Linked DNA regions of Homo sapiens: region 2 is linked to region 1. Evidence: chromatin loops called from intact Hi-C (ENCODE). Cell type or tissue: natural killer cell. All regions are shown on one strand. Each heading gives the region's core, and the rest is flanking DNA. Links, peaks and the distances in the headings are about the cores only. Region 1 overlaps MAP2K2 (mitogen-activated protein kinase kinase 2). Region 2 overlaps ZBTB7A (zinc finger and BTB domain containing 7A).

What was found. A loop is a pair of places that touch in the nucleus more often than their neighbours do. Peaks named below come from ENCODE experiments on the same cell type or tissue, not always from the same donor. Only the 100,000 strongest peaks of a DNase experiment are listed, where the experiment ranks them.
Region 2: it touches region 1 in a loop (3-fold over the local background); 14 of 110 quality-filtered maps call a loop at or near these places.

The regions. Positions count from the first base shown.
Region 1 is chr19:4,107,588-4,110,485 of GRCh38, forward strand. All of the region lies in intron 3 of MAP2K2 (mitogen-activated protein kinase kinase 2), which reads right to left. Among named protein-coding and RNA genes, the nearest start is that of MAP2K2, 15 kb to the right of the region's middle. RefSeq lists an enhancer at 1,759-1,888. In natural killer cell, for the core only: no CTCF peak of the experiment used is centred there; a DNase peak (open chromatin) is centred at 1,474; H3K27ac peaks cover 1,838 bases.
Region 2 is chr19:4,058,784-4,061,681 of GRCh38, forward strand. The region is part of intron 1 of ZBTB7A (zinc finger and BTB domain containing 7A); the gene reads right to left. Among named protein-coding and RNA genes, the nearest start is that of ZBTB7A, 6.7 kb to the right of the region's middle. RefSeq lists silencers at 935-1,064, 1,085-1,474, 2,495-2,734, 2,765-2,814 and an enhancer at 1,625-1,734. In natural killer cell, for the core only: no CTCF peak of the experiment used is centred there; DNase peaks (open chromatin) are centred at 728, 1,288, 1,798 and 2,618; H3K4me3 peaks cover 1,617 bases; H3K27ac peaks cover 2,500 bases.

The sequences.
Region 1 (2,898 bases), core at 161-2,660:
TCCCGGCTACCTGGAAGGTTGAGGCAGGAGGATCGTTTGAGCCCAAGAGGTGGAGGCTGCAGTGAGCTAGGATCATGCCACTGCACTCCAACCTGGGTGACAGAGAGAGACCTTGTACCCCCTACCCCCCACAAAAAAAGAAGGAAAAAAATGCAAAATAAAGATGACATAGAAATATGAGGAAACAGCGTAGAAATACAGGGAAATGGCTGCAGCAGCCAGGACATGGATGCAACACCTGTGCGTGCCGGGTGCCATCCTGGGAGGAGCTCACACAGTCCTCACCCCAGCAGGGACTACGACCTCCCTCAGCTTCACAGCAGAAGCGGCAAGAGTCCTGTCCCGAACCCGTGGTAAGGGTGAGCGGTGGGGCCGAGACCTGACCCGGACGCCCATCCTCAGCCCCGGTGCTAAGCTGCCCCTTTGCCTCACTGGGGTGGCCTGGGAGGGAATGAATCAGGTGCTGGGCAGGCCCTTCCATGGAAACCTATGGGCACTCAGGTGAATTCCGAGAGCATCGTTCAGCATGGAGAGAATTCACAGGGCCGGCGAGGATGGCAGGGATGGCCCCCTTGGATGACTTTACTTCCACGGATGCTGCCCTGTCAGGGCTCACCCAATGCTTTAAAAATCAACGTGCTCCACGTTGTTTTTGTTTGTTTGTTTGTTTTGAGATGGAGTCTCGCTCTGTGGCCCAGGCTGGAGTGCAGTGGCACGATCTCAGCTCACTGAAAGCTCTGCCTCCAGGGTTCACGCCATTCCCCTGCCTCAGCCTCCCAAGTAGCTGGGACTACAGGCACCCGCCACCATGCCTGGCTAATTTTTTTTGTATTTTTTTTTTTTTTTTTAGTAGAGACGGGGTTTCACCACGTTAGCCAAGCCAGAATAGTCTCGATCTCCTGAACTCGCCTCGGCCTCCCAAAGTGCTGGGATTACAGGTGTGAGCCACCGCCCCTGGCTAGACCACCTCGGAACTTTTAAAGGGTGCACTCCATAACACAGACAGCACGGCCTGTGTCTCCCTCCTGCAGCCTGGTGGTCTGTGTGGTGTCCCCTGGGGTGCCAGCACCCACTCTGGGAACCCCCATTTTAAATTCACCAAGAATAGAGGTTGGGGGCGGGTTGCCACACTGTCCCCTTTCTGCATGGGAGGAAGGGGGCTCGAGAACTGAGTCAGCCACACAAAACGAGGATGGACAGAACTCCTGAGTAGCGAGGGTGCCTGCCGGGCGCGAGGAGGAGGGGGAAGACGAGGAAGACGAGGAGGAGGAATAGGGAGCACCACATGACAGAGGGGCTGCCTCAGACCACAAAGCGCTTCCTCATCCTTTCCTCGCCCTTTGATGCCGCCGGCAACGTGACTCTGCGAGCAGCGGGGCAGACGCCAGGTCTCCCTCGCAGGCGGGAAAGGGGCTCCAAGGCGGGTGCTGCCTTGCTCGGGTCACATGGCTACGTGGGGGCCTTGCTCAAATTCACTTCCTGCCTTCATTACAAAACTGTCAAAGGGGATCGCACGTTTGCAGGGTGTCACCCAAGCATTCTGGTTTTGCAAACGACGCTGTGCGGCAGGCGGTCTGATACCTGATGAGCTCGGTGTGGCGGGGTCGGCAGCATTTCCTCCGGGGTTTTGAGCTCTGGCCACTTCTCCTTTTGTTCCACCCAATCTCACCCACTTCTGGGCTTCGAGGCCAGAGTGTCTTAACAAGGGGGCACGTCAGAGTCAATGAAGGGGGTGCCTGTACCCCACCCTAGAGACTGTGGTCCCACAGATCTGAGCTGGGGGAGGCACAGGCCTGCCTTGACAAGCTCAGACTGCCACACTTTCCTGAGAAGGCCATTTAAAAACAGTCATCAGCTTTGTTATGTTTTGAGACAGCATCTCGCTCTGCTGCCCGGGCTGGAGTGCAGTGGCGTGACCAAAGCTCACTGTAGCCTCAACCTCCTGGGCTCAAGTGATCTTCCCACCTCAGCCTCTCATGTAGCTGGTGCTATTTTTATCCCCATTTTTAAATGTTGTTAACAATTTTAAAACAGGCACGTGCCACCACACTCACCTAATATTTTAAATTATAGAGATGGTTTCTCACTATGTTGCCCAGCCTGGTATCGAACTCCTGGGCTTAAATGATCCTCCCACCTCAGCCTCCCAAAATGGTAGGATTACAGGCATGAGCCACCGTGCCCGGCCTAATAGGGATCAGTTTTTAATTGCATCTACCCTGGAACCCAGCAATTCCCTCACACAGCTTACCTCACAGGTGTGCCTGCGAGTCAGTGCCATGTTATTTGAGATAGGGCAGAGACTGGAAACAACCTACGTACCCCCCAAAACGGGAGTGTTTTCCCTCTCTGCTGTCATAAGGACGCCCGGGATACAGCAAGAGAAAAAGCAAAGCTGGGAGGAAGACATGAGTGCTTAAAAAACAAAATCATTGGCTGGGCGCGGTGGCTCACACCTGTAATCCCAGCACTTTGGGAAGTCGAGGCAGGTGGATCACCTGAGGTCAGGAGTTTGAGACCAGCCTGGCCAAGATGGTGAAACCCTGTCTCTACTAAAAATACAAAAATTAGCCAGGAGTGGTGGCGGGCGCCTGTAATCCCAGCTACTCGGGAGGCTGAGTCAGAAGTATCACTTGAATCTGGGAGGTGGAGGTTGCAGTGAGCCGAGATTGTGCCACTACTAGATTCTAGCCTGAGTGACAGAGTGAGACTGCCTCTCAAAAAAACAAAAAGAAAACAAAACAAAACCAAAGGCATCTACATATACATACTTGTATGGCATCGACTGCCTTGAGAAGGATCCCCTGGAAGCCAGCGCACTGTTGCCTCTGAGGAAAGGGGCCGTGAGGGGGTCTTCCTTCTCCCCAACATGCTCTGTTCCGTGGAGGCCCTGCCCCT
Region 2 (2,898 bases), core at 220-2,719, 49 kb before region 1:
CAGGGCCCTCAGCGCGGGGCCTGAGCTGCCAGGCGACACAGAGGCCTTTGTGAGCTTGCTCAGTGCCACCACGCTCCCCAGGCCCCTCCACCCGCCTTCCTTCCCTCCTTCCAGCCTCGGCCCAGGGCCCAGCTGCTCAGCACCCCCGTCTACTCTAAGGCCTGTGGTGGGGCGGTGGGCTCAGATGTGGCTGCTGGGAGCAGGGAGGGTAGGAGGGGAGCGACCCCACCCAAGGCTCGGCCCTGGGAAGCCTCCGAGGAGTCCCCTTTGGTGGTGTCCACCCCCTGCCACCATCTGCCGTCTGGCCCTGGGCCGCGGGGAGCGTGTGAGCAGATGGAGCTCCGGATCAGACGGGCCCGGGCCCTCCTACCCACCCCAGCATGGGGGGAGACCTCTGACCCAGGCCACCAACGCCCCAAGATGGCTATCCCTGGCCTGCTGGGCCGTTCCTCCCCTCGGGTGACCAGGGTCCCCGCTCTGGAGTGGCTGGGAGGTGTCTTTCCTGGGGCCTGGAGGATGGGCCCAAAATAATCCAGGTGGCTCAGCGACCTCCTGCAGGTCCCCGCCAGTGTGAAGATCCCAGTTCCAGGTTGGGTCCGGGGGTCCCAGTCTCTGCCCTCTCCAGCCTGGGACCCTCTCTTGGGCCCCTGTTCCCCCCTAAATATCACTGAGGCCCTCCCTCAAAGCAGCGAGGCCCGGGGTGATGTCAGCCAAGGAAAGCCCCCGTGAGAGGACTGTGGCCGCGTTTTACAGATGAGAATGCCGGGGCCCAGAGAGGGCTGCAGTCCTGGCCTAAGGATGCCCGGCAGGGCTGACTCCCAGGGGCTGGGGGCCAGGAAATGATGGAGGGGCCGGTCCCCCCACCCACCCAGGGCAAGGCCCTGCCCTCGCCCTGGAAACTAAACTCGCTCTGAGACAACTGACCCACGCCCTCACTCCAGGAACACAAGCCACCTGCCGGCCACGCCCTGCGCCAATGCCCCCACCTAGGCCTCCTGGAGGCCTCCCCTAAGGAAAGGGCCGAAGACCCTGCCTCCGAGGTGGGAGAGGGGAGGCCGGGCCCAGCCAGAGCACCCCCGGCGGGGGCCACAAAGTCTTGGCAATAAAAAGTCCCCGAGTGCTGAAGCCCCACTGTGCGCCCGACACACGGTACACGCCTCCGGAGGTGGCGGTTTCGTTCCCCTCCTCCAGGAAGCCCCGGCCCCACGCCAGCCAGGTCCCCACCCCTGCCGGCCAGGGTCCCCTGGGCTCGGCCCACACCCACCCGGGGCCCCATCTTTCATCACAGCTCCTCCCCCGCGCTGGCCTCCGTGGGATTTCCGGGGCTGCTTGGTGCTGACTCGGCGGCCGAGGGGCAGGCCCTGGCAGGCCCCTCCTGGGCTGGAGGTGGGGCGCCCTCCTCCCCCCGGGCCACTCCCAGGCCCCTAAGCCCAACCCTCCCAGGGTGGCGCATAGTAGGGGCGCAGCAAACCGCCGGATAAACCAGAGACAGCCCACGCCCCGGCCCACCCAGCTGGCTGCCAGGCATACCCAGAAGCAGGGGGCTGTGCAGCCTGCCGGTCCCACCTCCCATCTAACCTAAGGGTCACTTGCTGTAGTGTTTGTCGAGAGCCACGGCACCCGGGCCGCATTTCGGCCCCCTCTGTGCTCCCAAACTAACTGGGCACCTTCACTTCGTCTTCCCCAGGTCCCTGAGAGGCTCAGAGAGGTGAGGCGGCCCAGTCGAGGTCACACAGCAGCCCTCTGATCTGGGCAGCTGCCACTTCCCAGCTGCGGGGGATGTGTCGTGAGCTCGGAAGCACCCTGACGTGGCTCAGGGAGCAGCAGATGTCGCCTAGGAAGGACCCCGGCATCCCAAGAAGGGCACCCCAGCACGGGGAGCATCAGGAACTGAGGCCTGGAGGTGGGCGACCGGGGAAGGGGGACCGGCAGAGAGGAGGCTGCATCGCTAGTGCAGGGTGTGGGAGCCAGGGGCCTCCCCAAGGTCACACGACAAGGTGAGGGCTGGGCAGGTAACTGCCACCCGCCACCTTCCCGAAGGTCACTTCCTGGAGCAGGGGGCCGTCTAATGAGGGGATCAGGGCCCCCACCCAACCCTCTGCCCAGGGAGAGCAGGGAAGGAGGCCAAAGGGACCTCTCACCCCTCATGTGCTGTGCAGAGCAGCTCGGGTTCAAGCCTCGGCTCCCCCACCTCCAAGCTGTGTGACCTTGGGCAAGATGCGAGACCTCTCTGAGCCTCTGTCTCCTGGGGGATGGGGGTCGTAACAGTGGAAAGGGGCCCCCCACTGTGGTCAGGGTCCCGCTCACATCCATTCAGCAAACTTAGCCCAGGGACCTAATGTGCGCCAGAGCCAGTCCCCAAAACACATTGCCAGGCTGTTCACCACCCCTCACGGATGGGAACTTTGCTCCTGAATGCTATTCCGGGAATTCAGTCCCCTCCTCACCTACCAAGGGAGTGAGTGGTGGGGCCTGAGGAGGAAGCTGGAAGGGGAGATCAGGCCCAGAGAGGGTGGGCGGCCGGCCCAAGGTCACACTGTAAGCCTGGTGTGCAGGTGCGGCTGCCAGGCCCGCACCCGGCAGCCCCCGCCCCCTCCCCGCCCAGCGGCCTGTGTTGCAAGGTTGGTCCCGACGGGTAACCCCGCCCTGACCTGGTGCCAAGCCCCGCCTGGCCCAGTCCTCGGCCTGGGTTTAATGGGACAGGAATGCAGTGTCCCGATCGGGGGGCACCAACGGCCTGGGGTGGCTGCCAGCTGCCAGCCCGCCCCCTGCCCGCCTGCCCTCGCCCGCAGGCCTCCCTCTGGGCCAGACATGGAGCAAACAGGCCCTCGGCCATTTTACGTGTCCATTTATTGCCCTAAATGGGGAGGGGCTTCCTGCCTGGGCCTTAAAGGGCCA